Regions from separate parts of the Homo sapiens genome. Here region 1 is linked to region 2. A link is a contact called in ENCODE Hi-C data. All regions are on one chromosome and are shown on one strand. The core of a region is the stretch at or near the end of the contact, and the rest is flanking DNA. Distances in the headings are between cores, read along the strand shown. Region 1 holds the start of ATP6V1C2 (ATPase H+ transporting V1 subunit C2). Region 2 holds the start of FLJ33534 (Putative uncharacterized protein FLJ33534).

Region 1 (5,025 bases), core at 507-3,006, 410 kb after region 2:
CAAGGCTGAAGCCCCCCAAGCCTGCACATCTAAACTATATGGTGGGTCTTCTGAGATGTTGCAGACAAACCAGGAGGAGCCAGAGGAACACCCAAGAGAACCTGAGTGTGCATTTAACGTGCTTCCCACTTTTTGAAGCATTAGACACTGCTACCCACAACCTTGTCCCCCTGTTCATTCCTTCCTGTGGCTGCATCTACATAGGTATCACAATTTATTTGGGACTATGGCATGATATCCCACCTAGCCCATCACCTCCCCGTCCATCCTCAAACCTCAGCTTGTCCTCAGAGCCCCTGCTTTGCCTTGATACTTTCTCCTTGGCTTCCTGAGGTAGCAACCTGTCTCCCTCTCCTGTCTCCCCCTGACCAATCCATCCCTTTTTCACTCCTCCCCAAGAATTTTACCTTGAAGTCAGGAATAGCGAATTTGGTATTATAAGACAGGTTGGACTTGGAGGTTACAGTATTCATCCTCTCCAGAGCTTGCAAATTTTCCTTATCGCCAGGGGCAGAAATTAACCAAAACTCCGACATGCTTCCAGTCTTCTCTTACCCAGTGACTGCCCAGAACCAGGACAAACATACACAAACAGAAACAGAAGGAGAGATGTGTCAGATATCCCCGCCTCACCACTCCCTACCCTCCAATTCATCCTTTCTAGGATGAGCTCCAAGGACATCCATTTGCAAAAGCAAAGCTCTTATCTCCACCTGGGCAGCCCTCAGGTGTTCCCGAAACTCCAAAGCTCCTTGGTCCCTGCAGTGGTTCTGGCTGGTTTTCAGGAGCAGAGGAGGAGGGAGAGGTTCCTTTCTTTCTCTCCACCTCAGTGAACAACCCCTATCAGGCATCATAAAACGGGAGGACAGTAAGCTGGAGGCGGACACCTTCTGGGGGAATATTTGTCTTCCTTCCACACTGCATCTTCTGGGATGCAGGATGGGGTGGAGGAAGGCGTGGGATGAGGAAGGGATTTTCACAACAGGCTACCAGGTCAAACCGCAGGTCAAACTGGCCAACCTTGTGATTGGTATTAGCTTTAAAAATAGACTTCAGAGGATTTTTTTAAATAAGAAAAAAAAAAGTAGTAGGGGGTGAGGGGAACTACTAAAGTCTTTTTTCCACTAGGCGAGGTGCCCGCTCAGCAGTGCTGGGTCCCTTGCCCGGCGTGGCCGGTGGTTTCGCGGCCGCGTCTGCAGCCTCTACGGCCGATTCGATTCGTGCTGCTCCTTCACAGGTGTCCACACCCGCACCTTTCCCCCTCGGCCAGGTTCCCCCTTTCCGCTTGCCTCCCCGCGGCGTCTCCGGACGGCTGGGGGAAAGCAGGATAAGCTCTGAGGAGCCAGAGACCCCTGGTGGAACCTCTTCCTTTCGGACTCCCGGTCCCGCTCCAATCCGAGGGCATTTTGTTCTCTCCTAACCCCGCGCAGACCCAACGCAGCTCCTTTCCGCCTTGACTGCCCATGGCCTGGGGACGAACTGGCCCGCCGCAGCACCTGCGGAGATGCTACCAGCCCGGCCGCGGGGAAGCGCGCGGAGGTGCACGCTGCCCACGTTTCCAATGGGAAAGCGCAGGCTGGTGCGCAGCCGGACCCCGTGCCTGTGTCCCCACCCCGCCCCTGCCTCGGGTCCCCGCTCCGCGGTGCGTCCTTACCGGGAGCCGGCGGGGCGCGGGCCGCGCGGTAGGGGGCTGCGGGCGACGGGCGGCGGGTGCGGGGCCGGAGCGCTCTGCCGGCTCCCGGGAGGCAGCGGCTTCGCTGCCCCGCGCCCCGCCCCGCCTTTTATCCCGGGCTCTGGAGGCGGCCCCGGCCCCGCAGGATATTTGCATACGGGCCGTCCGCCTCCCGCCTCGCTCCAGCCAGGGGCCCGAGAGCCGGGGAGCAGGTGCAGGCGCCGGGCAGGAAGGCGCGGAGGAGACGCGCAGGGTCTCCAGTCCCCTACGCGCGAGGGCCGGGGCCCTGGGGGCTTCTGCGGCGCGTCCCACGGGGTCTCCTGCCGCACGACTGCGCTGCCGCGTCCGGGACGCGTGGACGGCTGAGCCGGGTGGGAGTCGGGAAAAGGCTCTGAGCTCGGGACCACCCCGCCCTCCCGCTGCGGCCGCCGCAGCCCCGCTTGCCCACCCACTCTCGCCTCACAGAGACATGCGCGGATCTCAGGGGAATCACCTACTCCCAGGTGTCTCCAGGCCAGTGCAAGAGACAGGGCCCACCTGTGGGGAGCCGCGCAACAGGTGCGCAGGTGCTCGGGACGCACCTGCGTAGACAGCGAAGCTTTTCCTGTCCGTGTGGGCGCGGGTGTGCGCCCGGTTGCCCAGGAAACTCCCACCTCACCCTCTCCACCTTCCGAATTGCCCTGTGGATGGGGGGTGGGGGGGCGGTTACAACTCACCGTACGACGATCAGAGATGAGTTCATGATCGGTGCTGTCTGGAACCAGGAGGGGGAAACCCTGGAAATTAACGTGTGAAGGTTAAAAACAAGACAAAACCAAAGGAAAACTCGGAGAATTCATTTTCTCTGGACCGAAGGAGAAGGCTTTAAAGCATCCTTCCATGTGGGCGATGTTTTCAGTGGTTTCTGGGAAAGATGAAGATCTCAAGAGTGTCCTTCGAGGGGGCATTGGAGACGGTGTTCTTGCTTCCTTAAACGTGGACTCCCCCTCCTGTGTAAACTAGCCTTATCTATCAACCCATTCTTGTGAATGCATCAGGGTCTTTGGCAGAAGGATTTGACATCATCTGAGACTTAAGCTGTAATCACATAGGGTGGGATGGGAAGCCCCAGAGACGGGACAGAAAGGTGGCTTTAAGATCACAGTGGGGTCGTACTGCCAGCCTAGGTTAGACTTGGAAGTCCCAGCACCTGCAGCAGGCATCGTTATTGGGACACTAATGTGCATTAGTCAGTCCTTGCAACATCTTCCTGAGGGAGGATACCTGAAACCAAGGGATGGGGAAACTCCGGTATGTTTGAGGACATTAAGTGGCTATTCCAGGGAAGGAGTGGCCCAGTTAGACATTAAAGCGGGGTGGTCTCCAATCTTGGACGTTATCCAGGCACGACATTTTATCCAGCCAGGGAAAACATCTTAGAGCTGGGGGCAGATCTCATCTGCAAACAAGGGTGGAGATGCCCACAGAAGTTACGTGAATTGCCCAGTGTCACACAGCTGGTTATGTCAGAGCTACAGTTGGAACTCGGGCCTGTGGCTGAGTCTTATGTCCTTTCTACTGCTCCCAACAAGCCTGCAGGACTAGATAATCAGGGTGAGGAAGAACACATGCTTTCTATTTTAGTCCACATTTTCCCATCTGCAAGGTTCAAAGCCATGGACCTGGCTTCTCAGAGACTGAGCAACACATTTAGAAGTATCTGTGACCTGGCTCGTGGCACCACTCTTTCTATACACCTGGTTACCTGTAAATACTTTGTTTTGTGCCAGGTGTGGTGGCTTACACCTGTAATCCCAGCACTTTGAGAGGCCAGGTGGGCAGGTCACCTGAGATCAGGAGTTCGAGACCAGCCTGACCAACATGGAGAAACCCCGTCTCTATTAAAAATAAAAAATTATCTGGGTGTGGTGGCGCATGCCTTAATCCCAGCTACTCGGGAGGCTGTGGCAGGAGAATCGCTTGAACCCAGAGGCAGAGGTTGCAGTGAGCCGATATCACACCATTGCACTCCAGCCTGGGCAACAAGAGTGAAACTCCATCTCAAAAAAGAAAACAAAAAACCCAATCCAAACCAAACCAAACCAAACCAAAACAACAACAACAACAACAAACAAAACAAAACAAAACTTTGTTCTGTGAATTAAGAGAGTCAGACACAAATAACTCCTGGATAGGCCAGGCACGGTGGCTCATGCCTGTAATCCCAGTACTTTGGGAGGCCCAGGCGGGTGGCTCACTTGAGATCAGGACTTTGAGACCAGCCTGGCCAACATGGTGAAACCCCATCTTTACTAAAAATACAAAAACTGGCTGGGCACGGTGGCTCACGCCTGTAATCCCAGCACTTTGGGAGGCCGAGGCAGGCGGATCACGAGGTCAGGAGATCAAGACCATCCTGGCTAACACGGTGAAACCCCATCTCTACTAAAAATACAAAAAAATTAGCTGGGCTTGGTGGCGGGCGCCTATAGTCCCAGCTACTCGGGAGGCTGAGGCAGGAGAATGGCGTGAACCCGGGAGGCGGAGGTTGCAGTGAGCCAAGATTGCGCCACTGCACTCCAGCCTGGGCGATAGAGCGAGACTCCGTCCCAAAAAAAAAAAAAAAAACTAGCTGGACATGGTGGTACGCACCTGCGGTCTCAGCTGCTAGGGAGGCTGAGGCGCGAGAATCACTTGAACCTGAGAGGCAGAGGTTACAGTGAGTCGAGACCATGCCACTGTACTCCAGCCTGGGTGACAGAACAAGACTCCATCTCCAAAAACAAAAAACAAAACAAAACAAAAACAAAAACACACAAATAACTTCTGGACATCATCTGATTAAGAAAATAATAAGGACCTACAGTGTTCCTTGTCTTCCTCAAAATCTTCCTACTCAAAATCTAAAATCTTTCTGGTCTTTCACATCTTAAGTTTCTTGTTTCATAGCTGAATTTATAATGGATGATGTCTACTGCTGCAGGGGTAGCTTGATATTTTTCAAATAACTTTTTATCTGCTTATATAGGTAATTCTCTCCTTTTCTTTTCTCCAACAAGAATGAGCTTGAAATTTCTGTTTTTTAAAAAGAATTTGGCAAACAGAGAAGTATAAGGAAGAAAATAAAAATTACTTGTAATTCTATAATTAGCTGCTGTTAACATTTAAATTCTTTATTACCATTAATGCATATTCATGTATAGATGCAGATTTCTTTGCATGATTGAGATTATATATTATTCATAAATCTTGGCATTCTGCTGTTTGCTTTCTAAAGATCAAAAAAGTTATCAAATGTATCTTATCAGTAAAGGATAATCCAATGTCATCAGAGTTTACCACAGCTCAGAACTTGAGTAAGATTCTGAAGCCAA
Region 2 (5,497 bases), core at 2,696-5,195:
TTCTGAAGAGCAAAGGAAACAAGCAATGAAGTGAAAAGGCAACACACAGAATGGGAGACAATATTTACAGATCATATTTCTGATAAGGAGTTAATTTCCAAAATATATAAGGAACTTCTACAACTTCGTAGCACCAAACCAAATAACCCAATTGAAAAAATGGGTTAAGGACTTGAATAGATATTTCTCCAAAGAAGATAAATAAATGGCAAATAAATATATTAAAAGATGATCAATGTCACTCATCATCAGAGAAATGCAAATCAAAACCACAATGAGGTCAAACACGGTGGCTCACACCTGTAGTCCCAGCACTTTGGGAGGCTGAGGCACGTGGATCATCTGTGGTCAGGAGTTCAAGACCAGCCTGGCCAGAACTTGCAGTGAGCTGAGATCACCCCACTGCACTCCAGCCTGGGCAACAGAGTGAGACTCTGTCAAAAAAAAAAAAAACCAAAAAAACCCCAAAAAAAACCAGCCTGGCCAACATGGTAAAAACCTGTCTCTACTAAAAATACAAAAATTAGCCAGGCATGGTGGAGGGCACCTGTAATCCCAGCTACTCAGGAGGCTGAGGCAGGAGAATTGCTTGAACACAGGAGGCAGAGGTTGCAATGAGCCGAGATCACACCACTTCACTCCAGCCTGGGTGACAGTGTGAGACTTCATCTCAAAACAAAACAAAACAAAAAATCACAATGAGATACCACGTCACACCTATTAGGATGGCTGTTATCAAAAAACAAAAGACAATCAATGAGTGTTGGCCAGCGTGTGGAGAAACTGAAATGCTGAGATACTGCTGATGGGAATGCGAAATGGTGCCACTGCTATGCAAAAGACAATGGAGGTTCCTCAAAAAATTACAAATAGAGGTACCGTATAATCCTGCAATCCCTCCGATATGGTTTGAATGTTTGTTCTCTCCAAATCTCATACTGAAATGTGATCCCTAGTGTTGAAGGTAGGGCCTAGTGGGAGGTGTTTGGGTCACGAATGGCTTCGTGCCATCCTTGCGGTAATGGATGAGCTCTTGCTCTATTAGTTCACAGGAGAGAGCTGGTTGTTAAAAAGAACCTGACACCTCCTCTCTCTCTGTCTCTCTCTCTGTCTCTTGGTCCCTCTTACCATGTGACATGCCTGCTCCTCCTTCACCTTCTGCCATTATTGTAAGATTCCTGAGGCCCTTACCAGAAGCCAAGTGGATTCCAGGACTATGCTCGTACAGCCTGCAGAACTGTGAGCCAAATAAACCTCTTTATAAATTACCCAGCCTCAGGTGTTCCTTGACAGCAATGCAAAATGGACTAAGATATCCATTTTTGAGAATTTCTCCAAAAGAACTGAAATCACTCCCATGCCCATTGTAGCACTACACATAATAGTCAAATGTGGAAGCAACCTAAAAGTCCATTGACAAATGAATAAAGAAACTGCACACATATATACATTCACCCTTAAAATGGGAGGAAATTCTGCGATATGCAACAAGATGGATGAACCTGGAGGACAGGATACTAACAAAACAGACATGGAAAGTCAAATATTGCACAATTCCACTTCTATGAGGCACTGAAAATAGACTCCTGGAAGCAAAGACTAGAATGGTGGGTGCCAGAGGCTGGGAGGAGGGGGAATGGGGCGTTGCTAATCAACGGGTATGAAGTTTCAGTGGTGCAAGATGAATGCATCCTAGAATCTATCAGGCTGCTCACTTAAAAATGTAATCGAGATCATGCCATGTTCCCGCTTAAAATCCTGGATGGTGTCTCCTTTGGAAAAAATGCATCCAGACTTTTATAAGGGCTGGGGTGGCCCCCGCTGCTCCCCCTCATCCTGTGGCCTTCCTCACTCCCTGTGCCTCAGCTACACGAATTCTTTGTTTTGTTTTTTAGATACATCAAACTCTTGGCTCCTTCTCCTATTTCATGTCTCAGCTTAAATGTCTCCTCCTCAGAGAGGCCTTCAGCCGGCTCTGCCCCCGACCCTGAACTGTTTCCTTCTTACCGCTGGTCACACTTCATACAGATTTGTACTTGTTTGCTTCTCTGCTTGCTTTTTGGCTGCCCTGTCCTGAGTATGAAGGCTCGGTGGAGCCATGGCCAGGTCTGTCTAGTCCCTTGTTGCAGTCTGGTCTCGTTTCAGAGCGGCTCATGGGTATTTTTGGTTGAATGAATGCATGAAGGAGCATCCTTTCCCCGAGTCAGGTCAGACAGCCAGCTCCTCTAACCCAGACTAGGCCAGCAGGCTCCAGCTCAAGGGATTACCGGCCGCGTCGCAGTCGGAATGAACGAGGTGGGGCTGCTCTGACCCAGCGGCATCTGGTCTTGGCTTCCATCTTCCTCGCTTCTTAGGCTCAGGCTCGGGTCTGGCTCTGGGCTGGGCTGGTGACCCACCTTCCCCCGGGCATGCCATGCCCTCTGTCCCTCAGCCAGATCATTTGCCCTCCCATCTCCCTTTCTCCAAAACCTTCCCCAACTTGCAGTCAGGCTGCGGAGTCAGGGTGGAAAAGGGAGGGCAGGTACTCACCAGCGCTGCTGGCCCCGCCGCTCGGCCTCCAGGAGCTCCCGCCACAGCTGGTCCTGCTGCACGCCATCGCAGGCAGCTCCCTGAGCCACCCGCTGCGCCTTCAGAGCCTGGGGGGCCTGGCAGCCACCAGCAAGACCCCTGCTGGCCATAGGGCCACCCCGGGCAGCTGGGGAGACCGAGGCTGGTGGCCTGGTGGGGGGCAATCGGTACCCAGCTGATGTGGTTCTCTGGAGCCCAGGGGTGGGGTGGCTCCCCATGGTGCAAGTGTGTGTGTGTGTGTGCGCTTGTGTCAGAGAGAGAGAGAGAGAGACCTGTGCCTGAGCTCAGCTCAAACCTCCTCCTGGAACACTCTGTCCCTCCTAACCCCGGGAGAGCCTGGGCAGGGTCCTCCTCACTGTCCCTTTAGGCCTCGAGCTCAGAGTGGCCGATGGGGACAGGGCTCTCCGGGCTGGGGAGAGCATTTGAGCCCAGTTTCGTTTTGAACTCCCGCCTGTGCTGTGTTGACTGTTGTCCTGGGAACGGACAGCTCCTAGGAAAGGGGCGGGCCCCGTGTGTGTGTGTGTGTGTGTGTGTGTGTGTGTGTGTGTGTGTGTGATCTGAGCCCTAGGGCTGGGGGGCAGAGAGTTCCTGACTAGATGCCACGCCCAGTTCAGCAGCCCCCTACCCCAAGGCCGGAGTCCTCCGCACAGGGTGGGGGAGGGGGAGGGAGCAAAGCTGGGGCTCCTGGGGGCCACCCCCACCATTATTGCACTTGCTTCCGGCAGCCCGTCAGGCCGTGGGGCGATGTTAGTCCTGTGCTGCCCCCTCGTGGATGCTGCGAGGCTCGCAAGAAATGGTGGCCCTGAGGGCGCTTTGGGAATTGTGGATCAGGCATCAGTGTGAAGCTTCCTGCTTGTTTGGGAACGATGGCGGAAGTCATGAGCTTATGTTGGGCGAGGAAAATGAGTGCAATGCACTAGGAACATCCACTCTGTCTGCAAACCCAGAGCGTTCACACAGCACTCTGCTTTATCTGAGACCTCCCAGCCATGCCTTTCCAACGCCATTCTACAGATGAGGAAACTGAGGCCCTTACCGGCAAGATTAAGTGACCGCCCACGGTCACACAGTCAGTCACCAGCTGAAAGGAACAGTGAGAATCTGAGGGCTTATGGTCCGAGCCCTCAGCCCTGTTTCTGCTCTAACTGGGTACAACCAGGCTCCCTCCGTGGCAGCCTCTCCTGGTCTGGCTCAGCTGAGCTCCATGGACGCCCGCTGCTCTCATCACTTCTGCCTCCTGCACTCTCTGCTTCCGGTTCTCTGAGTTTTGTGCTGTTCCGGTAGGTGCTGGCAGATTCACAGTTCCTTCCACGCAGCTTCTCTGTGGGTCCATTCAGCTGGCGCGCTGCTTCCTATCTTTGTAAGGGAAGAGCTAAGTGCAGACAAAGCCCTGACGAATAGAGGCCTGCGCAGAGTGCCCGGGGTGCAGGGCAGCAGGGCAGCCAGTGAACCACTGAGCTCGCACTGTAGCCAGTCCTGTGTGCCCCTGCTGGATTCTGCTTCTATGAGGGAGGCAGCAAGGAGTTGGGACTTCACAGGTGAAAGGACTTGCCAGGTAGAAAAACTGGGGTGACCACAAAAGCTTGGATGCAAGAGAGAGCCTGGTATTTTGGGAGATGTGGGGGAGGAGACAAGGACGGGGGTGGCAGGGCACATGGGGGCAGGCCCCGGGGTATTTTCCACGGTATCCTGCACCCAGTGGGGAGATACCGATGGGCTGTGAGCCCCAAGGGAGCTGCAGGGAACAGAACCATCAGGACAGGGGCAAAAAACAGGTGAGGTCACCATTGCCATGGCGTGGTGTGGGTGAGCAGTGGCAACGAAGCCCCTACTGGGCTCGGGCGGAGGGCTGGCGTGGAGAAGACAGGGCTGAGAGCCAGGCCAGAAAGAGCTGCCAGCTTCGTCTTCCCACACTTGCATGAGGACGGAGCTGAGGGATGGGACCTTTTGGAAAAACATTAGTCTAAAATCAGAGCTGCAGGCCTGGGACTCTGTCTCTCCTCTGTTCCTCCCCTTGGAGCTGGGATGACACAGGGTGGCATCTAGTGACTTAAATTTTCCTGGTAAAGATGAGCACAGCAGGAGTGCGGCGGGGTGGGCCTCTGTGAGCTAGGACCCTGGGTCAGGCTTTTCTGAGTGCTGTTTTCGTGGAGGTGTCTGTGCTCCCTGCACTGCGACGACAGGTTCCTGCCATGCCCAAGGAGCAGCGGTTCTGGCTTCCCTGAACCCCCAGAAGGCATCCCGTGAGTGTCTTTAGAGAGGACGGTGTGTCCTGGGGGGTCCTTGCTGTGTGTCCTGGGAGGCTTTGTCAGGCTGACCGCAGGCTGTGGCCCTGAGCAGCTGGGAACAGCCATGCAGTTTGCTCAGATACCTCCAGCCCTGGCCACAGGCTCCAGACACAGGGACCAGGGCAAAAAAGGCCAGCAAGGGCATCTGTGACAAACCATCACAACTGATTGAGTTCCTGATGTATGTAGAGGCTGAATAGTTCAACGGATTTTTTTTTTTTTTTTTTTGAGACGGAGTCTCACTCTGTTGCTGGGGCTGGAGTGCAGTGGTATGATCTTGGCTCACTGCAACCTCTGCCTCCCAGGTTCAAGCGATTCTCCTGCCTCAGCTTCCCGAGTAGCTGGGAATACAGGTGTGCACCGCCACACCCAGCTAATTTCTTTTGTATTTTTAGTAGAGACAGGGTTTCACCATGTTGGCCAGGCTGATCTCGAACTCCTGACCTCAGTTGATCCACCTGCCTTAGCTTCCTAAAGCGCTGGGATCACAGGTGTGAGCCACCGCGCCCGGCTGGAGGTTGGTTTTTAAAAATTAAAATGTAATTTAAAAACCATTTCAGACCGAGAGTTGATAGAGGGCTGGACTGATGTGTGACAAAGCAAATACAATACAACGTAACTGCAGAATCTAGGTGGTGGGC

Evidence for each region. A loop is a pair of places that touch in the nucleus more often than their neighbours do. Pooled maps may share reads with other maps.
Region 1: a loop to region 2 is called in a map of PC-3, with 7 times the contacts of the local background. The contact joins the promoter of ATP6V1C2 here to the promoter of FLJ33534 in region 2. A Hi-C loop is called at or near these places in 2 of 168 maps with a recorded cell type or tissue (Calu3 and PC-3) and 1 of 50 pooled maps.

What each region holds. Positions count from the first base shown.
Region 1 is chr2:10,718,361-10,723,385 of GRCh38, reverse strand. ATP6V1C2 (ATPase H+ transporting V1 subunit C2) reads right to left here and starts at 1,756. Exons shown (of 14, transcript NM_001039362.2): 1 at 1,655-1,756; 2 at 408-562. The coding sequence starts at 536.
Region 2 is chr2:11,130,624-11,136,120 of GRCh38, reverse strand. It overlaps FLJ33534 (Putative uncharacterized protein FLJ33534), which reads left to right and starts at 3,945. Exons shown (of 9, transcript NR_040080.1): 1 at 3,945-4,106. CIMIP5 (ciliary microtubule inner protein 5) reads right to left here and starts at 2,993. Exons shown (of 3, transcript NM_001371321.1): 1 at 2,530-2,993. The coding sequence starts at 2,786. RefSeq lists an enhancer at 5,338-5,497.